Linked DNA regions of Homo sapiens: regions 2, 3, 4, 5, 6 and 7 are each linked to region 1. The links are chromatin loops, found by intact Hi-C in ENCODE. Cell type or tissue: heart right ventricle. All regions are shown on one strand. Links, peaks and the distances in the headings refer to the core of each region. The heading gives the core; the rest is flanking DNA. Region 1 overlaps TMEM127 (transmembrane protein 127). Region 2 overlaps NCAPH (non-SMC condensin I complex subunit H). Region 3 holds the start of DUSP2 (dual specificity phosphatase 2). Region 4 holds the start of SNORA112 (small nucleolar RNA, H/ACA box 112). Region 5 overlaps STARD7 (StAR related lipid transfer domain containing 7). Region 6 holds the start of ANKRD36C (ankyrin repeat domain 36C). Region 7 holds the start of ASTL (astacin like metalloendopeptidase).

What was found. Peaks named below come from ENCODE experiments on the same cell type or tissue, not always from the same donor. Only the 100,000 strongest peaks of a DNase experiment are listed, where the experiment ranks them.
Region 2: it touches region 1 in a loop (2.1-fold over the local background); 3 of 110 quality-filtered maps call a loop at or near these places.
Region 3: it touches region 1 in a loop (4-fold over the local background); 65 of 110 quality-filtered maps call a loop at or near these places.
Region 4: it touches region 1 in a loop (3-fold over the local background); 89 of 110 quality-filtered maps call a loop at or near these places.
Region 5: it touches region 1 in a loop (11-fold over the local background); 5 of 110 quality-filtered maps call a loop at or near these places.
Region 6: it touches region 1 in a loop (6-fold over the local background); 17 of 110 quality-filtered maps call a loop at or near these places.
Region 7: a loop joins it to region 1, with 6 times the contacts of the local background. A loop is called at or near these places in 65 of 110 quality-filtered maps.

What each region holds. Positions count from the first base shown.
Region 1 is chr2:96,259,080-96,263,390 of GRCh38, reverse strand. All of the region lies in intron 2 of TMEM127 (transmembrane protein 127), which reads left to right. Among named protein-coding and RNA genes, the nearest start is that of TMEM127, 4.8 kb to the left of the region's middle. RefSeq lists enhancers at 2,202-2,451, 1,925-2,856, 2,857-3,790, 2,039-4,311. In heart right ventricle, for the core only: a CTCF peak has its summit at 2,482 (motif pointing right); DNase peaks (open chromatin) are centred at 2,640 and 3,625; H3K4me3 peaks cover 1,395 bases; H3K27ac peaks cover 4,000 bases.
Region 2 is chr2:96,356,863-96,361,173 of GRCh38, reverse strand. It overlaps NCAPH (non-SMC condensin I complex subunit H), which reads right to left. Exons shown (of 18, transcript NM_015341.5): 10 at 1,981-2,129; 11 at 925-1,031; 12 at 464-586. Among named protein-coding and RNA genes, the nearest start is that of NCAPH, 23 kb to the right of the region's middle. In heart right ventricle, for the core only: a CTCF peak has its summit at 1,671 (motif pointing left); DNase peaks (open chromatin) are centred at 1,673 and 4,064.
Region 3 is chr2:96,143,482-96,147,792 of GRCh38, reverse strand. DUSP2 (dual specificity phosphatase 2) reads left to right here and starts at 2,353. Exons shown (of 4, transcript NM_004418.4): 1 at 2,353-2,826; 2 at 2,911-3,032; 3 at 3,420-3,639; 4 at 3,756-4,311. The coding sequence starts at 2,439. The coding sequence ends at 3,970. RefSeq lists enhancers at 1-231, 214-383, 794-1,673, 2,470-2,971, 3,374-3,423 and 1 more and a silencer at 1,984-2,743. In heart right ventricle, for the core only: no CTCF peak of the experiment used is centred there; DNase peaks (open chromatin) are centred at 586, 1,412, 2,242 and 2,567; H3K4me3 peaks cover 2,335 bases; H3K27ac peaks cover 2,617 bases.
Region 4 is chr2:96,210,608-96,214,918 of GRCh38, reverse strand. The region is part of intron 1 of STARD7-AS1 (STARD7 antisense RNA 1); the gene reads right to left. SNORA112 (small nucleolar RNA, H/ACA box 112) reads right to left here and starts at 280; the gene lies at 157-280. In heart right ventricle, for the core only: no CTCF peak of the experiment used is centred there; no DNase peak of the experiment used is centred there.
Region 5 is chr2:96,185,810-96,190,120 of GRCh38, reverse strand. STARD7 (StAR related lipid transfer domain containing 7) reads left to right here. Exons shown (of 8, transcript NM_020151.4): 7 at 2,820-2,904; 8 at 3,207-4,311. The coding sequence ends at 3,391. Among named protein-coding and RNA genes, the nearest start is that of STARD7-AS1, 20 kb to the left of the region's middle. In heart right ventricle, for the core only: no CTCF peak of the experiment used is centred there; no DNase peak of the experiment used is centred there; H3K27ac peaks cover 3,090 bases.
Region 6 is chr2:95,991,041-95,995,351 of GRCh38, reverse strand. ANKRD36C (ankyrin repeat domain 36C) reads left to right here and starts at 3,528. Exons shown (of 88, transcript NM_001393982.1): 1 at 3,528-3,840. The coding sequence starts at 3,644. RefSeq lists silencers at 2,712-2,891, 3,252-3,311, 3,342-3,391. In heart right ventricle, for the core only: CTCF peaks have their summits at 2,331 (motif pointing left) and 3,100; DNase peaks (open chromatin) are centred at 2,481, 2,619 and 3,671; H3K4me3 peaks cover 1,771 bases; H3K27ac peaks cover 1,390 bases.
Region 7 is chr2:96,136,732-96,141,042 of GRCh38, reverse strand. ASTL (astacin like metalloendopeptidase) reads left to right here and starts at 2,541. Exons shown (of 9, transcript NM_001002036.4): 1 at 2,541-2,661; 2 at 3,343-3,468. The coding sequence starts at 2,607. RefSeq lists a silencer at 1,637-1,726 and an enhancer at 2,617-2,686. In heart right ventricle, for the core only: a CTCF peak has its summit at 2,172 (motif pointing left); no DNase peak of the experiment used is centred there; H3K27me3 peaks cover 948 bases.

The DNA.
Region 1 (4,311 bases), core at 133-4,132:
AACTCCATCTCAAAAAAAAAAAAAAAAAAAGAAAGGCCAGGAACTGGCTCACACTTCTGATCCCAGCACTTTGGGAGGCCGAGGCGGGTGGATTGCCTGAGGTCAAGAGTTGGAGACCAGCTTGGCTAACATGGTGAAAGAAACCCTGTCTCTACTAAAAATACAAAAATTAGCTGGGTGTGGTGGCACACGCCTGTAGTCCCAGATACTCTGAAGGCTGAGGCAGGCGAATCGCTTGAACCCAGGAAGTAGAGGAGTTGCAGTGAGCCCAAGATCACACCACTGCACTCCAGCCTGGGCAACAGAGCAGAGCAAGACTCCATCTCAAAAAAAAAAAAAAAAGTAAATTCTTGGTGCAGGTTCTTCTTTGTTCACATGTGTATTTACCCTTTCTAAGAAATTATTCGGGCCAGGCCAGGCATGGAGGCTCACACCTGTAATCCCAGTACTTTGGGAGGCCAAGGCGGATGGATCACCTGAGGTCAGGAGTTCAAGATCAGCCTGGCCAACATGGTGAAACCCCATCTCAACTAAAAATACAAAAATTAGCCAGGCCTAGTGGCTGGTGCCTCAACTACCCAGGAGGCTGAGGCAGGAGAATCGCTTGAACCTGGGAGGTGAGGTTGCAGTGAGCCCAGATCACACTACTGCACTCCAGCCTGGGCTACAGAGTGAGACTCCATCTCAAAAATTAAAAAGAAAGAAATTATTCAGGCTCCGTTTTGTCTTTTGCAAAGCATGTTTTCTTAACCTTTACATTACATTTGCTCACATATTTAGAGACCTTAACCTGTGTATAGTTTCTACTTGCTTGCCTGTGGCCATCTCCTAAGAGCAGTTTGTGCCCATTAATAGGAGAGTTGGCAGTGGTGCCTCATGAGCTATCACAGAAGAATCAGTAAGGAATCCGGAAGTCCTTGATTGCATCTTCTCTCCCTTTTCTTTGTACCTACTGGTTTTTTGGTACCCAGTGGGCCTTCAGACATGTAGTATCCTGTGTGACTGTGCTGATCCTCAGGGCCTAACAGATATCCTGACCTGAGAGCCTGGAGTATTCCACATCTCAAGAGGGAGCAGAGCTGTCAAGCACAGATGTGGTGCATATAGAGTTTTTTTTTTTTTTTTTTTAAATGAGACAGACTCTTGCTCTGTCACCCAGGCTGGAGTGCAGCGGCGCCATCTCAGCTCACTGCAACCTCCGCCTCCCGGGTTCAAGCAATTCTCCTGTCTCAGCCTCACGAGTAGTTGGAATTACAGGTGCTCCACCATGCCCAGCTAATTTTTGTACTTTTCGTAGAGATGAGGTTTCACCTTGTTGACCAGGCTGATCTCAAACTCCTGACCTCAGGTGATCCACCCACCTTGGCTTCCTAAAGTGCTGAGATTACAGGCATGAGCCACCGCTCCTGGCCACATGTAGATACTTCCAGAGGGAGAACAGACCCTGCCAGGTCTCTGCCGGTGATGGGAGTTGGGCAGCCAGCAGGCCCTGGAGCAGCCTTACCATTTCTCAGCCCCTGCCTGAGTGCCACATTTTGACATTATGCTAAGCACACCCCATGCCTGCTTTTTTCCTCCTAAACAGCATCTTTATTTGGTAGGTACTGTTTCAGCCCCACTTCAAAAGGTCCCAGCTCAGGGAAGCTAGGTAGTTTGCTCAGCTAATCTGAGTGGACATTGACTCCAAAGTCCATACTCTTACTGCAACACCTTAGTGAGCTCCGAGTTTATTTCCCATCAAAGCTGCCTGAGGCTTATCACTTTCCTATTCTAGTTGAGTTTTATCATAAGCCCAGCCAAAGCTGTGCTTTTTGTCATAACTTCATCGCCTCAGTGTTGAGGCTTTAGTTGGTGATCCCAGGGCAAAGCCACTCTCCCATTGTCATTCACAAAGCTTCAGAGGCTTTAGCCAATGAAAGCTGGCTCCAAAGAACCCATCCTGGGCTGGGTGTGGTGGTTCACTCCTGTAATCTCAGCACTTTGGGAGGCTGAAGCAGGAGGCCAGCAGGATCACTTGAGTCCAGGAGTTCAAGGCTGCAGTGAACTATCGTCGTGCCTCTGCACTCCAGCCTGGGTGACAGAGTGAGACCCTTCCTTTAAAAAAAAAAAAAAAAGACCTCATCCTGGGTTTTCTCCACTGCCCCTGCAAGCGGTGCCTGCTTCTCACACAGCTCTCAACCTGGCCCTGGGTGGAGATAGACTCACACCTCTAGACCCCAGAAAGAGGGGCCGCAGATAGTCATTTCTTCTGAGCCTTTCTGCCTCTCAAGTGTGGCCACCAAAGGGCACTGGCAACAGCCCCAGGAAGCATCTTTGGAGAATGAGGAAGTTGGGGAGTAGAAGTCAGGTGAATCACAATTGACAGCAGCCACTGGAAGATCAAGGGCCTTCCAGGGAGAGCCTGTGTGCCTGATAGGTGGTGACTGGGGCAGCTGACACTGCCAGGCCCTGCGGGGCCTGTTGGTGTCTGTGGGATAACCTGGCTGGGCACTAGAGGGCTCTGTTAAGAGGCCTGTGTCGCAGGCCTGTCTGGAAGCTAAAAAGGTCACAGTGAGGAGACGCTGAGCAGGTTGCACAGATGCATAAAGAGGGATTGGGGCATTGGGGAAGTGTCTCTAATTCAGAGGGACTCCAGCAAGAAGGGAGGCGGGGTGGGACAGAAGTCCTTTTAAGCCTTTCTGCCTGCAGACTGTTTGGGTCAGGAGTGGTTAGAGCAATGGGCAGATAGACAGGAAGAGGCAGGACCTTCAAAACAAATCTAGCCTGGTGACTCACCAGTGACCTTGAGCAAAGTCAGTTCCATGGGATCCTATTACAGCTGCCTACTTCCCTGATGACTAGAGGGCACCGCCAAGCAGTGTTTACCAAAATCAACAGGCCAGAGCACAGCTGGAAGGTAGGAGGTGTTCTGTGTCTAGCCAGGGCATCGTGGACTGCACCACTGGCTTGAATTTCAAGTTAGGGTCCTGCGTTGCATGCCATTTCTCTCTCGAATAAAATCCTACATACATAACCTTCAGGGGTTTTCTTTAGCAATCCCCTCATGGGAGCAGGTGCTTGTTGCCTTCCCTGCTGTACCGACGTCTAGGAAGGGAGGAGAGAAAGACATTGAGATACTGACTCCAGAAGAGTCTCTGAGCTGGGCTCCAAGCCTGTCTAGGATAACTGCCTGTTCTTCCGGTGTGCTCTGAGACCCTCTGAGGAAAACCCACCTGTTACATGGGGCAGGCCCCTGGGGTATCTGTTAACGTTACCCAAAGGGAATTTCATATTTGGTTTTCTCACTAACCCTGAGGGTTTACTCACAGCTTTGGAGTGGGGAAAGGCAGTTATATTGAAACAAAACCTATTGGAGTTTTAGGTCAAAAGTCTCTTCTCTCTATCATATTGTCATACTTGTAGGGTAGGCCCTTAGTCTGGCTTTAGTAGGCCTTGGTCCACACGGGCTGACGTGTGGTCAAGGAAGTCTTGGTAGAAGAAGGAAAGGCATGCTGAGGTGACACACTGGCCCAGCTGAAACAGCCTCTGGTTAATAACAGCACAGGTGGCTGCTCTTTCATGGGCACGGTGTCAGCTGACCCAGCATGCCCTGGTGGTGGGTGGGGCAGATGTTATTGTTTTCATTTGATAGATGAGAGAACAGAGGTCCAGCGCACTCAAGGGACTTGCTCAAAGTAACACAGTCTCTGCTAGAGCTAGGATTCGGCGCCAGGTCCCAAGCCTTTCCGGTGTCCTGACCACTTCCTAGAGCAGGCTCTGATGGTTGCAATGCTGCAGGAGCTTAGACACCATGCCTGGCAGGTTTTGCCCAATAATTCCCCATGTGAGGACTTAATGACCCAAACCTTTTTTGCTTCTTAGAGAGATTTCATTGCTTCAAGCTGTTCCTCTAGTGAGCTTAGCAGCTGGCTCTGAGGATGGCTCCAACAGTATTCCTGTTAGCTTCTGACCCCTCATTCACGCACAACTCTTTAGGAATTGATTGATTATCTCCAGGGAAAAATACAGTGGCCGAGTCTGGTACTTAGTGATTCCGAGCAGCACAGTGTAGGGGAGCCTGATCATGGTTTGGAATCTAGCTCTGCAGCGTGTGGCCTGGAGGAAGCCACTTCACCTTCTGGAGCCCCCGACTCCTCATCTGAGCTGTGTGGTAAATCCCCCAGGGGGGCACTTCACCCATCTGTGTGCACAGGCTGTTCCAGGAGGGGTATACAAGGCCCCTCCAACAATATTTGCCTTTGGAGAGGAGCAGGTGGACATCCGCAAGGGGAGGGATGTCCTCTTGGAAGCTTTTTATCATGTGCATGTCTC
Region 2 (4,311 bases), core at 76-4,075, 98 kb before region 1:
GGGAGGCTGAGGCAGGAGAATTGCTTGAACCCAGGAGGGAGAGGTTGCAGTGAGCCAAGACTGCACCATTGCACTCCAGCCTAGGGCAACAAGAGCGAAACTCTGTCAAAAAAAAAAAAAAAAAAAAAAAAAAGGAGAAAGCAAAGGAATCAAGAAATAACTTAAAAACTGTTGAAACTTCACCAAAAAACTACACTCACTGCCCCCCTGAATTTCAGCATGGAGGCTTCAGTATCCAGCATTCTTGCCAGGTAAGGTATTTCCAAGTGTTTACTGTGTGTCCATCATATAAGCCTTTCCTTTTAGCTTTCTTTGCCTTATCTATTTGATTTCCTGGCAACACGCTTTGGCTAACACATACCACTCCTCACATTCTCCCTTTTCCTCAAAGGCACTGCCTAACTGTCATACTATCAGCCACTTGATACCTTGTGTGCTTAAAGGAACCAAGAAATAGGCTTACCCTGGTGCCTGGTTTGAGGTGAAGCTGGACCAGAGTGTCAACATTGTAGTTGAAATCTGTAGGAAGGGTGGTAGCTCTCCAATTCTGGTTCTCCAAAGTGGACTTGGTCAGAATAGTAGCAGCCTATTAATTTTTTTAAAAAAAGTGTTTTAGGCATTTTAACAGTGGGCAAAACATCTTACTTTTTTTAAAGCAGTCTGGGAAGGGTTTGGGCAGCATGAGTCTACCATCAGTCTCACAGTTCTATGTAAAAAAGTGATTTTGCTAGCATTATTCTTTTTATTCTAAATTTGATTCTTTCTGCCACTGAGTTTAGGACTATTTCTTAATAGTGCGTTTAAGGAACAAGGAAGAATGAAACCATCTGTTTGCTCTAACAGTTAAATTTATACGGAATTTTAAAAAATCACATCTGAAAGGGAAAAACGAGTAAGCACAATCCTAATAAATTCAGTACAAACCTTTGTTTTTCTAAAATATACATCAAAGTCAATATCATCTTCAAAGTCAATTTCAAAATCTTTTTTTGTACTCTTCTTTTTGTTTTCTGATTGGGAAGGAGCATCTTCTGCAGAGTGAACACAGACGTCAGCACTTCACTTCTGTGGCCTAAACTATTTACTCATTTCACAAGATCTGCTGACAGCCTTATCAAGGCTTATCAAAACCACAAGGCAGCATTGTGTCTGAGCATCACAACAGTAGGAGTGCTCAATCACACACCCTCTTTTCATCCTAAACTTATAATTTGTGTTTTGGCTAAGAAAACACATCAGAAACATATGCTTGGCCAGGTGCAGTGGCTCATGCCTGTAATCCCAACACTTTGGGAGGCTAAGGCAGGAGGATCACTTGAGGCCAGGAGTCGAGACCAGCCTAGGCAACAAAGCGGGATCCCATCACTATGGAAAATTTAAAAATTAACTGAGCATGCTGGCATGCCCTTGCAGTCCCAGCTATTCAGAAGGCTGAGGTGGGAGGACGCTTAAGCCCAGGAGGTCAAGGCTGCAGTAAGCCATGATTCACCACTGCACTTCAGCCTGGGTGACAGTGTGAGACCCTGTCTCAAAAGCAAAACAAAACATAAAACAACAGATGCTTATCCCTTTCTTTCAAAGAGACAATGCAAAACACATAAGGTCAGCACAGCCCTTTGGAGTTCTACAGAATGCCAACATGTGCAGTAGCTCCTGTGTGCCCTCTAGTGCCCGGGGGTCATGCCCACCCGTGACCACTGAGTGAAGTCATGTGGATACTAGGGAGCAGTGTGAGGCTGGGAGTCCAGTTCTCCTGACTCCAGTACTCACTCTCCTCACTCAGAGGCTTCCATTTTCACTGTCCCTTCATCCCAGGCCAGGCAAACTGACCAACCAGGAGGCTGGCTCATCTGTATGCTTCCTCGGCTTATTAAGAGACACAACAGGGCTGTGACTGGCATTTCTTTTCCTTGGCTAACTGCTGACTGGCTGGTCATCTACACTACTTCTTTTCTTAAAATTCCACCTAGAATTACATACGTTTGCGTCGAGGCCTAAAGCGCCAGTGATCCGGGCCAGCCCACATCGACATGGTCCGAGGACTGAAATAAGAATATTCTCCAGGTTTCATAGACAGAAGGGGGCACATGGTCCTGATGTCTCCATCCCCAAGGGAAATCATTTCTTCCCTGTAACACACATATTTGTACATGTACAATACATATATTATAATGCTGTATTTACATATGAAGCATATGTCCGCAAATGAGCTGCATTTCTGTGAGTCCAATACAAATAACTTCATTATTAATAATTCCTTTTACTTCTCAAGTACTTTTCCTTCCCTTAATTTTATAACAATATAATCATATCTATACAAGTACTCTGGAAGTTTCAAAGTGCACCATAAAATGCTAGTCTACCTAATTTGAGAGACAAGATGACAAAAGTAAAGAGAATTCTTTTGGCTGGGCGCGGTGGCTCACGCTTGTAATCCCAGCACTTTGGGAGGCCAAGGCGGGCGGATCACAAGGTCAGGAGATCGAGACCACCCTGGCTAACACAGTGAAACGCCGTCTCTACTAAAAATACAAAAAATTAGCCGGGCGTGGTGGCGGGCGCCTGTAGTCCCAGCTACTCCGGAGGCTGAGGCAGGAGAATGGCGTGAACCCAGGAGGTGGAGCTTGCAGTGAGCCGAGATCGCGCCACTGCACTCCAGCCTGGGTGACAGAGTGAGACTCCGTCTCAAAAAAAAAAGAGAATTCCTTTGGGTAAGAATCTACAGCTAGTAAAATGCCGGAGCTGGGAGCTGGACACAAGTCCCTTAATCCCAGCCTCGGGGTCTTTCCACACACATGCTTCTTGCCACACAAGATGACAAATCCCTCATTCGTCACCATCCTTCTGTAAATGAGGGCTCCAAAAGATACCGCTATAGTTCCTACTAAAAGTGAAAAAACATGTTTGTCTAATTATTTAGTTCCTCTAACGCTTTGGGGGCTCCCCTTATAATCTGTTAGGTCATCCAGCTTTATTCTTTGCCGTGTGTAAAGTGTCTAAGTGGTCAGTGCAGCATGGCAGTTTCAGTTTGGTTTTTCACTCTTTCTACATTTTTAAAAAATAGAGATGGGGTCTCACTATGTTGGTCAGGTTGGTCTTGAACTCCTAGCCTCAAGCAATCCTCCTGCCTCAGCCTCCCAAAGTGCTAGGATTACAGGCGTGTCAGGATTATACCGTGCCCAGCCATTTTTCACTCTTTCCACAAGGTACAAGCTTTCTCCTAAAGGGCTCCAACATGTCAGAAAGGACGCTGGTGCTGCTGTACTGCCCTCTGAAGGTAAGGTAACCAAGAAGTTTCAGAAGAGTGGCCTTGTATTTGTATTGAGCCTACATATAGTTCCCGTTTATATAAGCCATATGGAATAAGCTAAAAAGGCTTTTAAAAGGGGATTTTGTCTTTACATACAGAATTTTAAAAAACAAAAACAGGAGACTACATTTGTGCATTTATTGTGTAATTAAAACCTAATTTAAAAAAATAAAATACACAATAAAAAAATCACATTTCTAGTCTGTATGGCCTAGTGCTGTAACAGAATCTGATACCTAGCATGTTATTAAGTAACAAATGCACTGTGCTGTGAACTCCAGAGGTAGAAGGAAGAAGTTTCAACAGCATCCCCACTCCATTCTGATGGATATTCTTCCATTAGGAAGAGTGGCTCCCATTCCCAATTCTGGTGATGGAGCTGGACAGAGGCTCTGCAGGATTTTTGAACTGTAGTAATTCAATAATTCTTTCAACATACAATGCTATGTCGCAGGCATCCTACCAGTCCCAATTTCACCACTCAACAACTAAATGAATCCACCTATAGTCCAAAATAGTCTATCCATTTTTCAAGGCTGCCCACTTCAAACATCTCCAGTCCCTCCAGGAAAACTCTGTATTTCTTCTATCCCCTCCCCATAATATCACAGGGTCCCTCCTTCAATTTAGCCATGGTTCAATCCACTGTCCTAACACTGGCAAGATAAGGTCTCCTCCCAGCTGGCTCAGCACATCAGGCAGCATGCAGCCGAATGTTTCATTCTCGCATGCGTGAAGTAGGCTGTGTTCTGGGCTTTGACCTCCGACTAGGTCATTAACCACAGTAACTGCCTTATGTAAGCATGCTGGTACTACAGAAGGGTCGGCCAGAGAACACTTGGCTCCAAGTGTTCTTGGGCTGCTGTTGCTGCTGCACAGAGAGGGAGCTCACTCTTAGACATCAAGCACTTTTGCAGACCAGTCCTTACCAATGCATGTGCACAAAGAGCTCCACCTTTTACGCTTGCAGTTGTCAATGTGCTGCCATGCAGAGACCAATA
Region 3 (4,311 bases), core at 216-4,215, 120 kb after region 1:
CTAAGCTGGGCCTCCGTAAGTCCACGTTCCAGAGCTGAAAAGGGGACAGCCCCAAGACAAATGGCCTCAAGGGGGTGACATATGTGCAGCCACTTTAGGCAGTCATCACCAGTCCTGAGCTGGGTGGTGGCACGTGCCTATAGTCCCAGCTACTCTGTTGGCTGAGGCAGGAGGATCACTTGAGCTCAGGAGTTTGAGGCCAGTGTGGGCAACATAACAAGATCCTGTCACTTAAAAAGAAAAAGAAAAAGAGACCACTGGTCATGGCCAAGAGTGCCAGGCCCCAGGGACTGTGCTATGAGAGCAAACCTTCAGCAATGCTCTCCCCACATGCAGAACTCCCCGGCAAGGTATACCAGATTCTCCAGAAGGAGGGGAAGAGGCCCAGCCCAGCATGGGAGTTGGGTCTGGAGCCCCTTACACGGCTGAGCTGAATTCACTCCTGAATCAGGGATCCCACCTGGCTGGGGTCCTCCCACAGAGCTGGAAGGCTTTGGCTCCTGGCCCAGCAGCAAGACTGGACCTGATTGTCCTTCTGCACGCTCTGTAATTTGCCCCTGGAATAAGCATTAAGTCATTTGGAGGCCGATGCCAAAGATAAGGGCTCATATCAGCCTTTGGGATCTGTGGCCCAGACTCCCTGGCTCTGTTGTGGGCTTTGCTGCCTCAGCCTCCAGACTGGCCTGCCAGGGACAGCGGGGCCTCAGCCAAGTTGCCCAGACAGTGGAGTAGCCTTAGAGCGTTGGAGCCAGTGTGGAAGAGCCGCTGCACCATGATGTGCTCCCCTTACAGATGGAGACACTGAGAGGGTGACGTGGCCCCAGGGACCTTTGGAGTCCTTGGGGCTTTTCTCCTCTGCATCGGCTCTGACCCCAGCACACACAAGCTCCAGCTCCTTCTCACACATAGTGGAACTGCACAGGTACGATGCTGCCCTGCACACAACCAGGCATACAGCACACTGCTGTGAGGAACTCAGGGCAGACAAGTCCAGAAGGGCTGCGGGCTCTCCACAGGTCCCAGCTGTCACTCTTCAAGACGGTCTGGACACAGGGGTCTGTGGGGGAGCCGGAAGGGTCTTTCAGAGGGCACGGAGGAGGGCCTCAGGAGACTGGGGGCTTGGAGGGTGGGTTCTGAAATCCCACGCAGCTGGGGGCAGGGCGAGGGCAGCTCCAGCGCAGTGACGCTGTCTCCACCCACCTCAACTTCTCTGCTTGAGTTTGGGAGTTCACTGCCAACAATTCTTGTGGCTCAGACACCCCACGCACACCTGGGCCTCACCACATCCGGCAGCAGGGCTGGGGGAGGGCGGAATGGAGGGGATACCCAGGCCCCCAGTCCTCCGGGTGCAGTGCTAGCCCTGGACTTTGCTGCCCGGCGGGGCTGGACAGGGAGGCCTAGGATGGGGGAGGCCAGTTCTGTTCTGCTTCTCCCTCTTCCCCTTGCCAAGGTCTTGAAATCCCCGCAGGCCTGGGGAGGGCCGGGAGCGTCAGCGGACTTCCCTCCAGGGCGGGCTTGTGGCAGGGGGAAGTACTTCTCTCTGGGGCCTGGGGGCTTTCCCTGCACCCAGGAGGAAGAAGCTTTGCCCTACACATAACTGGAAACCAGTCACAGACCCCTGCTTTCCCCATGAAAGGCCCTGGGACCCCCCCTCATTTCCCTTCGGCCCAAGCCCAGGGGCCTGGGCCCCGGGGACTGTGTTCTGGCCTAGCTTGGCCACCAACCTACTGCAAGACCCTGAGTACTGGTCTTATCCAGGCAATGGGGGGTGGGGAGGGGGAGGAGAGAGAAAGTCCCTCTGGCTCAAGGTCTCCAAATAGATGAGAAATAGGACATCTCAGCAGGGACCCCCCCCATCATCCAGTGTAGAAATCACCCGTGGCAGCAGGCATTTGTCAATGTTTGTGGTGACAAATTTCTAAGAGGAAAATTCTGGGAGGGAAAGGGAAAAGGCAGAGGAAGCGTGGGGTTAGGGGGTGGGGTACTCCAAGGGTCATCGTTGGCCCTAAAGGGGGACCTGCATCTGAGAAGCTGGGTTCCCCAGGACTGAGTGGCTTGGGACAGGTCAAAGGGTGGGCGCAAAAACGGAGGGGTGCTAGTCCCTCCGACTCCGGGTAACACCTTCCCTTCCCTTAGTCGCTGGTCCCCGCCTCCTCCCGGTGTGTTGGTCCCCGCGCCCTGCCTTCCCCCTCAACCTCCCCCCCGCCCCGAAGTCTCCAGGTCAGCCCAGACTGCGCCCCACGTGAGGGGCGGGGGCGGGCGCGGGCGCCAGCGCCTTCCTGCTCTGCCCTTGTATGGTGCCCCGGAGGCCGGCCCACGGGTACTTAACCCGGGCCGCCGCGGAGGGCGCCCGGAGTCGACCGCTCGGGCAGCGCCACCGCCACGAGAGCCCGGGACGCGGGAAAGACCGAAAGGAAGAGGAAGAGGCACCGGTGGCCATGGGGCTGGAGGCGGCGCGCGAGCTGGAGTGCGCGGCGCTGGGCACGCTGCTGCGGGATCCGCGGGAGGCGGAACGCACGCTGCTGCTGGACTGCCGCCCCTTCCTGGCCTTCTGCCGGCGCCACGTGCGCGCCGCGCGGCCAGTGCCTTGGAACGCGCTGCTGCGGCGCCGCGCGCGCGGCCCTCCTGCCGCCGTTCTCGCCTGCCTGCTGCCCGACCGCGCGCTGCGGACGCGCCTGGTCCGCGGGGAGCTGGCGCGGGCCGTGGTGCTGGACGAGGGCAGTGCCTCGGTGGCGGAGCTCCGGCCCGACAGCCCGGCTCATGTGCTGCTGGCCGCGCTGCTGCACGAGACCCGCGCGGGGCCCACTGCCGTGTACTTCCTGCGAGGTGAGCAAGCCGGCCGCCCTTGGCCCGCCCCACCCGACTCCAGCCCGGCTTTCCCTGCTGATCGTGCTCTTCCCCTCCTTGCAGGAGGCTTCGACGGCTTCCAGGGCTGCTGTCCCGATCTGTGCTCTGAGGCCCCCGCCCCTGCGCTGCCGCCAACAGGGGACAAAACCAGCCGCTCCGACTCCAGGGCTCCTGTCTACGACCAGGTGAGTATTGACCCCCCTCCCCCGAACCTCCCTCTCTCCCCGCCGCGGACTGGGCGCCTCTAGGGAAAGAGCCTGCCATTTGGGGATGCGAGCAGTTTGCCCATATACACACACTTTTATACGTGTGTGTGTTGGGGGAGGGGGTGGGGCATGGCTGCTCGCGCGTGCCTGTATGGGTCTGTGTATGTTTGCATGTGTATGTTGGGAGCATGAAGGGAAATGTATGTCCCGGTGTGTCCTCCGCACATTCCTGAGACCTGTCTCAGGTCAGGAGGACTGGCTGAGGAGTCCTCTTGTCTCGGCCAGCCCATGGGGTCTCCACCCGCTGCTGCTCCAGCTCTCCGGGGCTGGGCTGGAAAGGCCTCACCGCCCCTCTGTTCCCTCCAGGGTGGCCCTGTGGAGATCTTGCCCTACCTGTTCCTGGGCAGCTGCAGTCACTCGTCAGACCTGCAGGGGCTGCAGGCCTGTGGCATCACAGCCGTCCTCAACGTGTCCGCCAGCTGCCCCAACCACTTTGAGGGCCTTTTCCGCTACAAGAGTATCCCTGTGGAGGACAACCAGATGGTGGAGATCAGTGCCTGGTTCCAGGAGGCCATAGGCTTCATTGGTAAGGGGGCACCTCTGCCCAGAAATCCCGAGGGGCTCCAGAGGAGAGGACTGGGGGCACCTGTCTCCTGGGCTGTGCACATTCCGTCTGACACCACTCCCCCATCTCCCTTGCAGACTGGGTGAAGAACAGCGGAGGCCGGGTGCTGGTGCACTGCCAGGCGGGTATCTCGCGCTCTGCCACCATCTGTCTGGCATACCTCATGCAGAGTCGCCGTGTGCGGCTGGACGAGGCCTTTGACTTCGTTAAGCAGCGCCGGGGGGTCATCTCCCCCAACTTCAGTTTCATGGGGCAGCTGCTGCAGTTTGAGACCCAGGTGCTGTGTCACTGAGGTGGTGCCCCTCTGCCTGCCTGCCCCACTGTGCTGGCAGGAGCTGACTGTGGACTGGTGGGCTCCCCTCTGGGCCAGCACAGTCCCCTCACCTCTGGCAGGGCTGCTACCTCCTCAGAGTTTCAGAAGCCCCCACATGGGGGCTCTAGGAATGCCGGCATGCTGGTCTTTCCGACCTGGTGCTCTTCTGCTGGGGGACTGAGGCTGGCCCTCATTCGGGGTCGGGAACCAAGGGTGTGTCTGCTCTTTCCCTCCCCATCCTCTGGCAGAAATCAGCTAGACGCTATACCGTGGACTCTCCCTGGTCCACCACCATGTTGAAGCCCTTGGCAGCCTGAGAG
Region 4 (4,311 bases), core at 205-4,204, 49 kb after region 1:
CAGGCTGAGTTAACAGTGATGAGTTCCGGAGGTAACTCCACCCCACTCCGGGTTTTCTGGTTACAATCACTGTATTCACTCTCCACCTCAACTGAAAACCCAGACTCAGGAAGCCTCAAGCCCTGCCCTTCTATTCCTGGCAGATGCCAAGGCCAACTATGTAGGAGGCTTTTTTAGAGAAGACACTTCATCTTCCCAAAAGACAAACCCTCCACTCTGCTTTATGAGGCAGATAGCAACAACAAACCACCAATGGGTTGGGGCTTGCGCAGGCCTCATTGGCTCCTTTTAAAAATGTTTTTAGAGAGAGGGTGTAGTGGCTTATGTCTGCAAACCCAGCACTTTGGGAGGCCGAGGCAGGCAGATCGCCTGAGGTCAGGAGTTCGAGACCAGCCTGGGCAACATGGTGAAACTCCGTCTCTACTAAAATACAAAAAATTTGCTGGGCATGGTGGCATGGGCCTGTAATCCCAGCTACTTGGGAGGCTGAGGCATGGGAATTGCTTGAACCCAGGAGGTAGAGGTTGCAGGGAGCCAAGATCCAGCCTAGGCAACAGAGTGAGACTCCGTCTCAAAACAAAACAAAACAAAACAAAAAACCCCTGGCTAAACACGGTGTCAAATACTACTTTCTGTTACATACACATTTCTTCTTCACTGCTTTCCAGATGAAATAAAACCTCATTAATCCAACCTAAAATCGGACAGGCTGGATAGGAAAGACCTAAATTTCGGTTCCCAGGAAAGCATAATCTCTCTTTGGAGAAACAGTTACTTTTATTAAGAACGTCTAAAATCGCATAACTCTTTAGCTACAGTAAAATTCCTAAATGCCTTGGAACCAGCAGTCCATTTCACACCAAGACAGTTTATAATATTTTTTCTTCTGTCAATAAGGTGCTTAAATATAAGATTTAAAAGGGTAAGGAAACAACTTAGCAGCTTTGTTTTAATGAGGCTGGATACAGAATAGTAATTTAATACACTTTGAGATCATTTAGCCAGGTTGCTCACAGGTGAGTAAATCTGTTTACCTTCCAACACTGTCACCTTTGGGTCAAAAAGAGAGGGACAGCTACTACTTGACCTAGGGCATCTGCCCCAACAAACTCTCTTCTGTTGCTCTTTTACCAAAAGGCTGACATATTTGCAGACTGCGACGGGCCACCTGCCCATGTGACTCCCTCTGGACTGTCCTGGGCGCTCAGGCTGTGACACGGGTCCATTCTTGGACCGAGGAGTTAGCAGAGAGGAATGTTTGGGGTGCTTCTGGGAGAGCCAGGAGGGGAGGCCGGGGAAGGTTTTGATGGCAGGCGTCGAAGGAAGGTTTTGATGGCAGGCGTCGAAGGCCTGAGGAGTCCCCCTTCACCAGTGGTGTCTTTACTGCCCCCTACCCCATCCTGGTGTAACCACCCAATGGGTTCACCTTGCCTGCTGCATAGACAGAGCTGATTTATCAAGACAAGAGAATTGCAATAGAGAAAGAGTAACTCACGCAGAGCCCACTGTGCGGGAGACCAGAGTTTCATCATTACTCAAATCAGTGTCCCTGAGCATTTGGGGATCAATTTTTTTTTTTTTTTTTGAGATGGAGTCTCGCTCAGTTGACCAGGCTGGAGTGCAGTGGCGTGATCTCAGCTCACTGCAACCTCTGCCTACTAGGTGCAAGCAATTCTCCTGCTTCACTCAGCCTCCCTAATAGCTGGGATTACAGGGGTGCACTACTATGCCCAGGTAACTTTTGTATTTTTAGTAGAGACGGGATTTTGCTATGCTGGCCAGGCTGGTCTTGAATTCCTGACCTCAAGTGATCTGCCTGCCATGGCCTCCCAGCAAAGTGCTGGGATAACAGGCGTGAGCCACCGCACTGCACCTGGCCAAGAGACCTTTTTTTTTTTTTTTTTTGTGAGACGCAGTCTCGCTCTGTTACCCAGGCTAGAGTGCAATAGCGCTATTGTGGCTCACTGCAACCTTGGCCTCCTGGGTTCAGGCGATTCTCCTGCCTCAGCCTCCCAAATAGTTGGTATTATAGGCGCCCACCACCATGCCTAATTTTTGTATTTTTTGTAGAGACGAGGTTTCGCCATGTTGGTTAGGCTGGTCTCAAACTCCTGACCTCAGGTGATCCGCCCACCTCAGCTTCCCAAAGTGCTGGGATTAAAGGCATGAGCCACTGTGCCAGGCCCCAACCCAGAGTTTTAAAGGAGACTTTGGTGGGTGGGGGAAGGTCAGTGAGTCCAGAGTGCTGATTGGTTGGGTCCGAGATGAAATCATAGGGAATTGAAGCTGTCATCTTGCACTGAGCTGGTTCCCGGTTGGGGGTCACAGATCAAATGAGCCATTTTATCCATCTGGGTGGTGCCAGCCGATCCATCAAGTGCAAGGTCAGCAAAATATCTCAAGCACTGATCTTAGGAGCAGTTCAGGGAGGGTCAGAATCTTGTAGCCTCTTAAACCTTAACTTCTAACCTTGTGGCTAATTTGTTAGTCCTACAAAGGCAGTCTAGTCTCCAGGCAAGGACCTTTGTTTTGAGAAATGGCTGTTATCCTCTTTGTTTTAAACTATAAATTACGTCCCTCCCAAAGTTAGTTCAGCCTATGCCCAGGAATGAATAAGGACAACTTGGAGGTTAGAAGCAAGATGGAGTTGGTTAGGTCAGATCTCTCTGTCTCAGTTATAATTTTGCAATGGTGGTTTTAATCCCTCCCTTTGGGTTTATAACACCTTTATCTTAAGGTGTTGTTAATGAAGATGGAAAAAGGGCAAAGACCTTAACTTCTTCCTACTAACCAGGGGTGTAGTGAGGGGTAGGTGTTGACTCCAAGGTGAGAGGAGTGGAACCACTTTGCAACTGTCTGAGTGTACTCCTGCAGGCCTGACTGGGGTTCGAAGGCTTGCATGGCAAAGGCATTAGTATTGCCACCTATAGTTTTCGTACTGTGTTTAAGGGAACCGTGTACTATAAGGGAAATAATGAGTACTAGGGTAAGGAGTGCAGTTCCCAGTTTTAAAAGTAAAGATTTAAAAGCATTAGCCTGGGAACTTGTAGCCCACAAAGAATTTAGGATTTAGTTCAAACTGCAGAAAAAAACTTAAGAACAGTTAACAAAAGGTGTACCACAGTTTTTCTTCTGAAGCATAATTTTTCTCTCTCCAGTTCCCATTTTTACTAAAAACAAATCATGATAGAACTGATTTGTTTACAAAATAAACCGCAGTCTTATTGTACTTGGCCTGATGATTTGCATAAAGTGAAGCAAGAATAATTATTTTTCACATAGGCTTTGTTTTTTTTTTTGAGATGAAGTCTTGCTTCGTGGCCCAGGCTAGAGTGCGGTGGTGCGATCGTGGCTTACTGCAACCTCCGCCTCCCAGGCTCAGGCGATTCTCCTGCCTCAGTCTTCCAAGTATCTGGGATTACAGGTATCTGCCACCACGCCCAGCTAACTTTTTGTATTTTCAGTAGAGACAGGGTTTCACCATGTTGGCCAGGCTAGTCTCAAACTCCTAACATTGTGATCTGCCTGCCTTGGCCTCCCAAAGTGCTGGGATAACAGGTGTGAGCCACTGCGCCTGGCCTTCACATAGGCTTTTAAAATTGGCTTTGATGGAACTCTGTTCCATAAGAAATCTTAGATAAGACCTTTTTAAAGCCAAGCCCAGCCATGGGTTTGTACCCTCGAATACCTATGAGTTGGGTAAATTCCTCTCCTCTTGAGGTGTCAAGATAACTTAGGTCTCCTGAGCCTGTTAGAAAGTGACATTCTTTACTTACCACAGGTCAGGAACCTCGTACAGGGACTGTGTTGACATAGTATGAGGCCAGATTTCCCAAGGGGCTCTATAAGTCAATTTTTTGGCTTATTGGCTCTATAAGTCAACTTTGTTTTTTTTTTTTTTGAGACGGAGTCTCGCTCTGTCGCCCAGGGTGGAGTGTAGTGGCGCGATCTCGGCTCACTGCTGCAAGCTCCACCTCCCGGGTTCACGCCATTCTCCTGCCTCAGCCTCCCGAGTAGCTAGGATTACAGGTGCCCACTACCACGCCCGGCTAATTTTTTGTATTTTTAGTAGAGACGAGGTTTCACCGTGTTAGCCAGGATGGTCTGGATCTTCTGACCTCGTGATCCGCCCGCCTTGGCCTCCCAAAGTGCTGGGATTAAAAGTGTGAGCCACCATGCCCGGCCTAGAGCTCTTTTTTCTAAGAAAAAATCCTTTTAAGGCCAGGCACGGTGGGTCATTGAATCGTGAATTCAATGGGTGGTCTCTGAGCAGTCACCCTGAATCAGGCCTGTTAAACTTCTTTCAGGGCT
Region 5 (4,311 bases), core at 247-4,246, 73 kb after region 1:
TGGTTCCTTTTAGTGGAAAATGGCATTTAAATACCACAATTTGGCTGCTAAGAATATTCATAGCTATTGGGTCGTTTATTGTTTGTAGGCCTTTTCAGAAGACAGAACCAAGTAATACATTTTACTGGTATGTTTATTTTTAAGATAAAATAAATCCTAAGTATATACTAATACTTTTAATTCAAATTCAGGACTATGGAGTTTTTATTTCTATCTTCTATCTTTTGTCTTTCCCTGTACTGTAGAACTCAATTCCCAGGAACCCTAACACAACTACTAATTTGTTGAAATACACAGCCTCAGAATAACAATACAGTAAGATCACCAATAATACGAAGAATAAAATTTTGTGGTCTTTTTGTCTTCAGGATGTGCATACTGTGTACAAAATATTGATTTTTTTTTTTTTTTTTTGGAGACGGAGTCTCGTTCTGTTGTGCAGGCTGGAGTGCAGTGGTGCGATCTTGGCTCACTTGCAACCTCCACCTGCCAGGTTCAAGCAATTCTCCTGCTTCAGCCTCCCAAGTAGCTGGGATTACAGATGTGCACCACCACGCCTAGCTAATTTTTGTATTTTTATTAGAGACAGGGCTTCACCATGTTGGCCAGGCTGGTCTCGAACTCCTGACTTCAAGTGATCCGCCCGCCTCGGCCTTTCTGAGTGCTGGGATTACAGGCATGAGCCACCGTGCCCAGCCCCCAGCTAAGATTTATGACAGTGTCAGAGTAAAGATATGCAGCTGGATCATAAGAGAAAAAGGCACAGGAGGAGTCTGGAGGAGTCCATGTGAAGCTTCCTTCCCCAGCAATGAAATGTAGCAATATGTGTGCAATGTTTCTGTTTAGGAAGGCCATTAGAAATTTAACACTCTGGCTGAGCACGGTAGCTCATGCCTGTAATCGCAGCACTTTGGGAGGCTGAGGCAGGAGGATCTCTTTAGCCAAGGAGTTTGAGATCAGCCTGGGCAACACAGGGAAGACCCAGTCTCTGCAAAAAATAAAAAATTAGTTGTGGTGGTAGTGCATGCCTGTAGTCCCTGCTACACAGGAGGTTGAGGTGGGATGACTGCTTGAGCCCAGGAGGTGGAGGCTGTACTGAGTCGAGATTGCATCACTGCACTCCAGACTGTGCAACAGAGTGAGACCTTGTCTCAAAAAAAAGAAAAAAAAAACACCCAAAGTGTTTTTTTTGTTTTTTTGTTTTTGTTTGTTTTGTTTTGTTTTTCTGAGATGAGTTTCGCTCTTGTTGCCCAGGCTGGAGTGCGATGGCGTGATCTTGGCTCACTGCAACCTCCGCCTCCCGGGTTCAAGCAGTTCTCTTGCCTCAGCCTCCCGAGTAGCTGGGATTACTGGTGTGTGCCACCACACCTGGCTAGTTTTTTTTTTTCTTTGTATTTTCAGTAGAGACAGGGTTTTGCCATGTTGGCCAGGGTGGTCTCAAACTCCTGACCTCAGGTGATCCATCTGCCTCAGCCTCCCAAAGTGCTGAGATTACAGACGTGAGCCACCACACCCAGCCCAAAGTGTTTTTTAAAGACGGAGTCTTGGCTGGGTGCAGTGGCACACGCTTGTAATCCCAGCACTTTGGGAGGCCAAGGTGGGTGGATCACTTGAGGTCGGGAGTTCGAGACCAGCCTGACCAAGATGGAGAAGCCCCGTTTCTACTGAAAATACAAAATTAGCTGGGCATGGTGGTGCATGCCTGTAATCTCAGCTACTGGGGAGGCTGAGGCAGGAGAATCACTTGAACTCAGGAGGTGGAGGTTGTGGTGAGCCGAGATTGTGCCATTGCCCTCCATCCTGGGCAACAAGAACGAAACTCTGTCTCAAAAAAAAAAAAAAAAAAAAAAAAAAGTCTTGGTCTGTCACCCAGGCTGGAGTACAGTGGCTCAATCTGTGCTCACTGCAACCTCTGCCTCCCGGTTCAAACGATTCTCCTGCCTCAGACTCCCAAGTAACTGGGATTACAGGCGTGTACCACCACGCCCAGCTAATTTTTTAACTTTCAGTAGAGATGGGATTTCACCATGTTGGCCAGGCTGGTCTCGAACTCTGGTCCTCAAGTAATCTGCCTGCCTTGGGCTCCCAAAGTGCTGGGATTATAAGGCATGAGCCACCACGCCCAGCCAACACCCAATTTATTTATTTATTTATTTATTTTTTGAGACGGAGTCTCGCTCTGTTTCCCAGGCTGGAATGCAGTGGCTAGATCTTGGCTCACTGCAACCTCTGCCTCCCGGGTTCAAGCAATTCTTGTGCCTCAGCCTCCCGAGTAGCTGGGACTACAGGTGTGTGCCAGTATGGCCGGTTAATTTTTGTATTTTTGGTAGAGATGGGGTTTCACCATGTTGGCCAGGCTTGTCTTGAACTCTTGACCTCAGGTGATCCGCCTGCCTCGGCCTCCCAAAGTGCTGGGATTGTAGGCATGAGCCACCATGCCTGGCCTAACACCCAAAATTTTTATTGGGAGCTGGTCACTTAGTACCGTCTGCTTAGCACATACCAGAATTCCAAACCCTGCAAAGCAAAGCCTGTGTTCAGCATAAACCACGTTGTTTGCATAGTCTATGCACAGGGAGCCACCCATATCAGCTAACTGTTGACTGGGAGCGAAGTTGGCCAAGGGTCAACATTGCAAGGAGACCTTTCTATAGATAGTAGTCTCTCAGGCCTTCAGTGTTAACTCTTTTCTGCACAGGGTGAAAAAAGAAATGACACTCCCTGCTCCAGAATCAGATCATAGTTATTCTATGGTACTGGATATGGAGGTTGTGGTTGGTGATTCAGGGATCTTCATTTTTGCTGTTTTTCTTTTCCAGAATGGCTTTGACTACTTACTAACATACAGTGACAATCCCCAAACGGTGTTTCCTCGCTACTGTGTTAGTTGGATGGTTTCCAGTGGTAAGTAAGGGCAAGTATACAGGGCCTGGAACCTGGGTTGAGCATTTTGTTTTTCTCTATTTCCTAATGGGGAAATAAAACGTCTCTTCTGGTTCTTCTTTTTTTTTTTTTTCTGAGACAGAGTTTTCACAACCCATGCTTTGGGAACACATTCCGGGAGGCAGCTCTTATTCACAGGCTAGTCAGGTTGTGATCTTTATAAGGAAGAACTAGTTCCCTACCATCAAAGAAATAGGGTCTTCTCATTTTGAGCCTACTGTTGGTTTGTATGTCAGCTTAACCTGATTCTCGTCTCCTGACAGGCATGCCAGATTTCCTGGAGAAGCTGCACATGGCCACTCTGAAAGCCAAGAATATGGAGATTAAAGTAAAGGACTACATCTCAGCTAAGCCTCTGGAAATGAGTAGTGAAGCCAAGGCCACCAGCCAGTCCTCTGAGCGAAAGAACGAGGGCAGCTGTGGCCCTGCTCGGATTGAGTATGCTTGACAGGCTTTGGGATAAGAAGGGACAAGGTGCTTCTAGCCCTGTCTCAGTCCGTTATCACTCTGCTGTAGAAGGGGGACATGCCACATGTATTAGAAGGCATCTGCTGTAACTTCCAGTGCAAGATAATTCAATAACTGATGTCCCATTTCATTCAGAGCCCTTATTGCTCTTATCAAAACAGAAGAAGGCTACATTTGTGGGAGTGTTGTCATATTCTCAGGCCAACTGTTTTGAAATTCGGTATCTCACTGAGCTAATCTGGAACAAACCTCTCACCTCAGGCCAGAAGGGGATGACCTCCATTTGCTTCTCTGAGTAGTTTCCTCTGCTGACATTCCAAATCCCACCATCGATTGTGCAGCGCTTTGGATTTCCTTCAGTTCTCCAGGTCCACCTGGAAAGTATAGTTGGCCAGTTGAGTCTCTCAAATGAGGGGCTACTGGGAGTGCTCTTGGTAACAATCATGATGTGAATGGGTGTGAACGATACTTGGCTATGTTAAGTGCCTTGTCCGCACCTTGCTTTTATCTCTAGAGACATGAAGTTATTATTAATTTTTTTTTTTTTTAAGTAGAGATGGAGTTTCACTCTGTTTCCCAGGCTGGTCTTGAACTCCTGGGCCATGCCTGGCCAGGGACATGAATTTGTACAAAGAAATTTCCCTCCCTGCCTGCACAATATCACCCATTGACTCACCTTATCCAAAGCAAGTTTCCTGTGAATCGGCCAGTTCTTCTATATTCATTGGATCATTGCCTCCTTCCTAACCTTCCCCATTTACCAAGAACACTGGGAGACTAATCCTTTTAGATAGTAGCTTTTTGATGCTCAAAACATCACATTTAAATTTAGTTTAAAAATTTTTTAACTTTTGTGTCAAATAGGAGTTGAGGAATTGAGCAGGATTCTACCCTAGTCCG
Region 6 (4,311 bases), core at 160-4,159, 270 kb after region 1:
TAACTTCCTCCATCATGCCTTTTTCTAAGCATATCTAATCCTATTCATGAAGGCAGAGTCCTCATAGCCTAATCACCTCCAAAAGGCCCCAACTCTTAATACTATCACATATGTAATATTTGATTTCTGGAGGGGATACATTCAAACCATAGCAGATGCTCATGAAACTAGAAACAGTGGCTAATGCCAGAGAAAGAAGCTGAGGATCTGGGAAGTCTTACTTGTGGATTTTATATGTTCCATTCCCATATGTAAATAAATGAGTTAATTGAAATGGAAGAAAATGAAGAAAGATGGAGAATTGTGTCATGGAACAATGGACAGCAGTCATAACATAATGGGTGAAAACAAAGCTCAAGTACATGAGGATGATTATATCTTTAATGGTATCTTGAAGCTGTAAGAGATCATCAAGTCTTGACTTCTATGTTAAAAAAGAAAGAAAACTGATGACCCATATTTAAACTGAGGCATGTGACATTTCTGCTCTACTCAGCACTCTTCACTCATCCAACAAAAATTCATTATGGTTTCTTATGTTCCAGGCACTGGGCTAGGTGTTCAAGGAAGACAGAGGGAGGAAATAAAAATTTTTATAAAACAGTCTTTGTCCTCAAGCAGCTCACAGGGCAGAGAGACCCTGATAGAGTACAGACTTCATGAAGAGTGGGGATGGGAAGGGCATTCTCTCCACACGCATCCCTGTCCCACCTCGGAGATTTCCTCCTCAGAACGCTACCTCTTACGCTTTCCTGTCTCACTCTTTCCAGCTCTCAGTTTAGAAGGTGTTTCCTCAGAGTACCTTTGCTGACCTCTCAAGTCTGGTAAATGGCCCTTCTCACTGGTGCCTGCATGCCCTGTGTGCTCCTGTCATGCACACAACACAGCATAGTAAAATGCCTGGTGTATGTGTTTGTCTTTTCAATACTCTGAGCTCTGCTCATTGGCAAATCTCAGGACATAGCACAAGATGTGGCCCCTAAATGTTAACTGAATGAATGAATGGAATCACTGGTATCTCTTTAGCTTGAAGAATAGAAAGCCCTTGTAGGACAAAGACGATTGGGAGAAATGTGAAGTCTGGCGTGGACTCTGTCAGAAGGCAGAACTGAACCAGTGGATGGAATTAGAAGAGGGAGACTTCGGTTTCACATCAGGAATGATATCATAGTCAGAACTCACCACACACATAATAGGTTAGATGAGGGAGGAGGGAGTCCTTCATTGCAGGAGTTTTAAAGGTGAATACAAGAAATGGGAGGCACTTGGCCTGGCGCGGTGGCTCAGGTCTGTTAATCCCAGCACTTTGGGAGGCAGAGGCCAGTGGGTCACAAGGTCAGGAGTCGAGACCAGCCTGGTCAAGATGGTGAAACCCCGTTTCTACTAAAATACAAAAATTAGCCGGGTGTGGTGGCGGGCACCTGTAATCCCAGCTAATTGGGAGGCTGAGGCAGAAGAATCACTTGAACCGGGGAGGCAGAGGTTGCAGCGAGCCAAGTTTGAGCCACTGAACTCTAGCCTGGGCAACAGAGCAAGACTCCGTCTAAAAAAAAAAAAAGAAAGAAATGGGAGGCACTGAGTTTCTGGCTCAGTTTGCTGATGCCAGAAATACAGAGATGACTGATCAGTAAAATCCACTAGAAAGTGTGTGACAGGTTTCTTTTTCCTTATATTTTTCTTTTTTAAATACAAAAGTAATACCAGCCCACTGAAAATTTGAAAAGTATATGGCATTAAAAAGAGAAAAATAACATCCGATAATCCAACAAGATAAACTCTCTAAAATTTCTTTTCTCTTTTTAAATGAATATGTTAAGCTCGAAATAGAATTTTAAATTTATCTTGATGTTTTACTCAACAACGTAGAAGCATCTTTTATGTCATTATTTTAAGTCACAACCACTTTTAGTGATGATGATTTAAAGAACCATTTGCTTTTTCCTTACTGTTCCCTGTTTTTAGATTTTTGGCTAGTGTCTAATTTTTCCCTGTTATAAATAATGCTGAGATGAACAGAATATGTAGATTTCTAATAATTTGCAAATGAACAGCATATGAAAAACATGAGCAAAAATTTTGCAGTTATAATTACTCAACACAAGTTTTAAATAAATTACTTTTATTTTGAGCGTTCATTCTTACGTATGTTATAGGAAGTAAGTAAGAAGCATTCCTTACTCCTTAGAATTTTGTTTATAAGTTAGTGATGAATTGGAAAGGGTAGCTTGCCCCTGGAATTCTCTGATAAGCACAGGTGATGAGGAAAATGGAGAAATCCAAGAATTCCTTTGTCTTTCCTTGAAAGTAGTCAACTTTAAGTGCAGTGCAGGCGTGCCCTCTAGCGGCCAAATAAAAAATAAAGAAATACGGGAAACCTTCAGCATTGTAACAATCGCACGTCCCCATCTAGTGGCTAACGTGTGTAAATGCAGCTTTTCTAATCACAATAACGAATGTTACTTGATTTATATGTCTCATGAGGTGAAGAGCTGGAAGGAATCTTAGAGACCATGTATTTCAACTTCCTCACGGAGTGGCATGCAGGCAGCAGCCTTGGGAACCCCGATTGCCCCTCCTCACACCTGCCCATCATAGGACTTGGGCGACGGGGTGGTGAAGTCAGGCTGTGGCCCCAGCGGCGCCACGAGGCCGAAAACCGGCGCTCAGCCTCATCCCGGTGGCTGCAGAGTGCCAAGCGCCAGGTCCTGCGCTCCGGGCGCGGGTCAGAAGCAGCTGGCAAGGGCAGCGCAGCCTGTGGGCCCTTGGGCGCTGGCCGGCCGCAGCTCCGGGAAGCCACGTCAGCCCACGGGCGCTGCAGCTGCAGCCGCCACCAGCACATGGAGCAGGGGTCCCCGAGGATTGGGAATCCCCGACCAGGCCTGCGCCTCCAGCCGCGCGGACCCCGGGGCCAGCCTGGCCGCGGCAAGTCAGGCAGTCTGCGGCAGGAGCGCCGGGCATGGGCTTCGGCCGGGGGTGCAGGAGGCGCGCACCCTCCGGCCGGATGGCGGCGCACTCAGGGCTCAGGAGGCCATCCCACGGGAGCCCCGCCAGCCCCCGCCGGAGCCCGAGCTGCAGTGCCGCCTGCAAGTGGTGCGCTGGCTGCAGCTGTGGCAACCCCAGATCCCGTCCTCCCGCCTCGCACCCATCAGCGCGGACCCCGGGGGCGACGCAGTGGCGATGTCGGGCTGTGGGCCCAGCGGTGGCACTAGGCGGAGAAGCACCACTCAACCCCATCCCTGGGCTGCAGAGGGCCCAGCGCGGGGGGCTCCGAGCGTCGGGAGCCTGTGGAAGAGAAGAGCGCGCGGGCGACAGTTAAACAGGCCCTGGGGCAGGGCGCGCCTCGCGCTCCAGGGAGCCCCGCCCTCCCGCGGCACCTCCGCAGCAACCGCCGCCTGCACTGGGCGCGCGAGAGCTGCTAGGGCGGTTTCTCTGCCTCGGGCCTGTTGGGCAGGGCCGGCTAAGGTGCGCGTGCTCGCTGGTTCTAACCCTTCTGTTGGGCGTTTCTGCTGAGAGGCGGGAGGCGCTGAGAGTCTGTGCGAAGGTCCGTGGACAGACTGCTTTGCCTGTTGTTGCTCTTCGGAGGCGGCGATCCCCGAAGGCGAGCTGAAATACGGCTGCAGGCTACAATTTGCAGCCGACCATTATGGATGACAAGGAGCCGAAGAGGTGGCCCACCCTCAGGGACCGCTTGTGCTCGGATGGCTTCTTATTTCCCCAATACCCCATTAAACCGTATCATCTGAAGGGGATCCACAGAGCTGTCTTCTATCGTGATCTGGAGGAACTGAAGTTCGTTCTGCTCACGCGTTATGACATCAATAAGAGAGACAGGAAGGAAAGGTAATGGGGGCCGGGAGCCGGGGCTGCGGGAGGAGGCCTGTGGATGTGGAGAAGTACCCCTTTCCAGGCTGAGGGCTGCGGGGCGGATGGTCCGGGGCTCGGGGTATGGACGGGGGCTAGGGGGTGCCTGGCTGGGGTGGGAGTGAGTGGAGCGGGGCCTGGGGAGTGGCGGTATATGGGGTGGCGGGGTGTGGAGTGAGTTGGGGGATGGGAGTGGGGAGTAGGGGGTGCATGGGGTGGGGGTGTGAATGGGCTGAGGTGGACGGAATGAAGGCTTGGGGGGTAGGGGGTGTGGGGTGGGGAGATGGGGTGAGGGTTCAATGGGATAGAGGACTGGAGGTGGGGGTGAGGTGTGGGGGTGAATGGGGTGGCGGAAAGGGGTGCAGAGGTGAGGGGGGCGAGTCCTGTCACCAAAGGGGCTGGACTTTCTTTCCTGGCAGGCTCAGCCGCACCTGGGATGTGGAAACCTTG
Region 7 (4,311 bases), core at 246-4,245, 120 kb after region 1:
AGCTGAGTAGGCATCTGTTGGGACCCACTTGTACCCCCATGCCCAGCTTGGGTGGGTGGGGGACATCTGGGGCTCTAAGTCATAGGGGACTTCACACCACACAGCCTCATCTCACACACAGCTGCACTGGTGGCTGAGGCCTCTGCCCACCCCCCACCCTTGGCCCTACCCCATCCCACCCTACCCAGCCCCAATCCCCTCTCCTTCCTTCCCCGTGCTTTTTATAGCTTGTCATCTAGCAAACTGCCCTTCTCTTTCTCTCTCTTTTCCTCCTTTCCTTCTTTCCTATTTATTAAATTTTTAAACTTTTAATTGTGGTAAAAAATGCAACATAAAATTGGTCATCTTTACCATTATCAAGTGTTTAGTAAAGTGTATTCACATCGTTGTGCACAGATATCCAGAGCTTTTTCATCTTGCGAACCTGAAATCCTATACCTATTAAATGATAACTCCCCTCCCCAGTCCCCAGCCCCTTGTGAGCTCCGTTCCACTTTCCGTCCCTGTGCACTGGGCTACTCTAGACACCTCTTGGAGGTAGAAGCATGCAGGATTTGTCTTTTTGTGACTGGCTTGTTTCGCTCAGCAAAATATCCTCAGACCAACTGCATGTCCTAATAAAGACTCTGTTTCTCTCCCCAAGCAGGGTGATTATTTCTTATCATTATTTTAATTCTTTTGTTTTTTGAGACAGAGTCTCACTCTGTTGCCCAGGCTGGAGTGCAGTGGCACAATCTTGGCTCACTGCAACCTCTGCCTCCTGAGTTCAAGGGATTTCTGGCTAATTTTTGTATTTTTAGTAGAGATGGGGTTTCACCGTGTTGGCTAGGCTGGTCTCGAACTCCTGACCTCAAGTAATCTGCCTGCCTTGGCCTCCCAAAATGCTGGGATTACAGGCATGAGCCACTGCGCCCGGTCTACTTTATTTTTTTTTACTGAACATTCATCTTTTTTTTTGAGATGGAGTCTCACTCTGTCCCCCGGGCTAGAGTGCAGTGGCGCGATTTTGGCTCATTGCAAACTCCACCTCTGGGTTCAAGTGATTCACCTGCCTCAGCCTCCCGAGTAGGTGGGATTACAGGTGCCCGCCACCGTGCCCAGCTAATTTTTGTATTCTTTTAGTAGAGATGGGGTTTCACCATGGTGGCCAGTCTGGTCTTGAATTCCTGACCTCGTGATCCACCTGCCTTGGCCTCCCAAAGTGCTGGGATTATAGGCGTGAGCCACCGCGCCCTCCTGAACACTCATCTTAAGTGGTCAGCCTTGTGCATTTGTTTTTTGATGGGTCCTATTCTTTATTTTACTTATTTTTTCTAGGTTTACTGAGGCATAATCGACAAATAAAAGTAGTATATGTTTAAGTATACAACGTGATGTTTTGACATATGCATACCTTGTGAAATGATGACCACAACAAGCTAACTAGCATATCCATGGTGTGTATCCTGACATCTGTCAATACCCTGCCCTGGCAGCAGGGCGTCTGCCTCCATCATGGTCTCCCTGTGATTCTGATTCCTATCTTTGGAGAAGCTCTGGATTCCAGGCACAGTGGGAATGCTGAAAGGTCCTTGTGGACAATAGCTATTCTTCTTGGCTCTGTCGCTTCCCTTCACTGGGTGCAGGTGACTGTGGGGGTGTCCCCAAATGCTGCCCAGCGCTGACATGCTCCGCCTCTGGGATTTCAATCCAGGTGGGGCCCTGAGTGACCTGGCTCTGGGGCTCAGGGGTATGGAGGAGGGGGGATATAGGTAAGGAGTTTAAATTTCCAAATCTGTGAAATGGGAATAAATACTGACTGATCATGCCAGCTGCTGTGGGATTAGGGGGTGGACTCCCTGCGAGGCTCTGGGCATCTGGGGGTTCCACCTTTCCCACATGGCAGGCTTTCTAGGGTGCTGCACACTGTTCAGTTTGTGAAATTTCCTGGAGCCCTGTGCTTGTGATAGTGAACTTTTCTATATGTGTACTAAAATAAAAGCTTGTGAAAGTGCAGTGACCTTTTCCTCCTTCCGGAGATACACGGGGGGCGCCCCAGGGTCTCAGGCAGCTTTCCCCATGTCTAAGCACAGGCCGGGGTAGGAAAGGGGGTCTCCCTCGCTGGAGGAATAGGTCTATACCTGGGCTGGGGCCTCAGCTAGGCCTGGAGCAACTTTCTGCGATGTTTCTCTGCCCCCTGGAGGCAGGAAGGAACCTCAGAAGAGCCACACTCCCAAGCGGGCCCCTCCTGTCTTTCACCTGCTACAGCCAGGAAGGGGACTGGGCTGGGGTGGGAACCACAGGTAGGCATCGGAGGGGCTGCCAGTAGACCTGGTTTGGGTGGCGCTGCCGGTAGAGCTGGTTGGGGCGGGGCTGCAGGTGGAGCTGGTTGGGGCGGGGCTGCAGGTGGAGGTGGTTGGGGCGGGGCTGCAGGTGGAGATGGTTGGGGCGGGGCTGCAGGTGGAGGTGGTTGGGGCGGGGCTGCAGGTGGAGGCGGTTGAGGGGAGCAAGGTGGGAGGTGGAGCAGCTGCTATTTAAGAGGGGGTGGTGGTGCCGGTTCTGCAATTAGGTTACTGTGTCTTGCTGGGGCTTGGTCTTGTTTGCTGAAGGGGCAGCAGGGCTCTACCATGGAGGGTGTAGGGGGTCTCTGGCCTTGGGTGCTGGGTCTGCTCTCCTTGCCAGGTAAGCTGGCTGCCTGTCCCTCCTGCTGCTGGCTCCAGCCTGGAGAAAGCTGGGGAGAGGCTAGAAGGTTGTGGCTGGAGCCTGCAGGGATTGTAGCTGAGCTCAGTAGCTCAGAGCACAGAGCTCTCCAGGGTTATTCTAGAAGTCAGCTCCTGGGGGGCCAAGGGGAGGCCTCCTGAAGGCCCTGGAAGCAGAGGGCCTGCCTGGCAGAAGATAAGTGTTGTGCCCCAGGCCTACTTGTCTTGGGGTGGGGGTAGGCTGTAAGTCCCCACTCCAGCCTGGTCAGGCAGGGAGTCATCCAGGCTGAGCCCATTGTCCAAGAGCCTGGGCTGAGAGAGAGTCATAAGGTGGGGTCTGAGGCTGGCCCTGCCCGTCACGGGCGTCAGAACCCGAGGTCTGTCCTGCCTCCTTCCTTCCTGCCCCTCCTCTACCTCATAGGTGGGGCACATGGTCCCTTTTGGTCCCCCTAAGGGAGCTCCTTCCCTGAGGTCATCTAGACCTTGGCACCAGTTGGGGTTGAGCAGGGAGGCTGGGAAGGCTCCTTGGCTTTGTGCTGGAGCCTACTCTTCCTAGGGACTGAGTCTTACCGTCTGATCCCCCACACCCACCCCATGTCCTGCTGTCTGGTCTCACCGGTGGGTGCTCCAGGCATCTGTGTATGCCCCTGTCTGTCTGGACCAGGTGTGATCCTAGGAGCGCCCCTGGCCTCCAGCTGCGCAGGAGCCTGTGGTACCAGCTTCCCAGATGGCCTCACCCCTGAGGGAACCCAGGCCTCCGGGGACAAGGACATTCCTGCAATTAACCAAGGTGAGGGCACTACATCTTCTCACGGCCTGGAGGGGCACGACGTTATGTAGTGTGAAAACCACACCGAACACTCAGAAATGCAGAGCCTGGGAGGAAATGGACCAGCTTACTCTGGGCTCTAAGTGGTTTTTAAGAGATGGAGTGGTGTTGCTATATTGCCCCGGCTGGTCTTGAACTCCTGGCCTTAAGTGATCTTCCTGCCTCTGCCTCCCGAGCAGCTGGGACTACAGGTGTGAATGGGTGGAAATTCTATGGGCAATTGCTTAAGTCTACTCTTTCTTTTTGTATCTTTCTTAGTGGATTGTTACTTTTATAAGAAAAACCAAGCTCTTAAAGGGCCTGGGCGTGGAGCTAAGCGGTTAGTCGCAGTCTGAGATTGTCAGCCACCCTGTGCAGGACTGTCTGCAGGTGTGATTAAGAAGTCTGAAGCTCAGCTGGGTGCGGTGGCTCTCGCCTGTAGTCCCAGCACTTTGGGAGGCTGAGGCGGGCAGATCATGAGGTCAGGAGATCGAGACCATCCTGGCTAACACAGTGAAACCCCGTCCCCACCAAAAATACAAAAATTAGCCGGGCGTGGTGGCGGGCGCCTGTAGTCCCAGCTACTCAGGAGGCTGAGGCAGGAGAATGGCATGAACCTGGGAGGCGGAGCTTGCAGTGAGCTGAGATTGCGCCACTGCACTCCAGCCTGGGCGACAGAGCATCTCACAAAAAACAAAAAACAAAAGTCAGGCTCAGGGCCTTGCTGTCTGGGGATGTCAGCTGAGGAATGAGGGTGTATAAATAGCCTGAACAAAGCCAGTTGAAATGGAGACTGGAGTTCAGATGTTGGAGCAATGAGGGCTG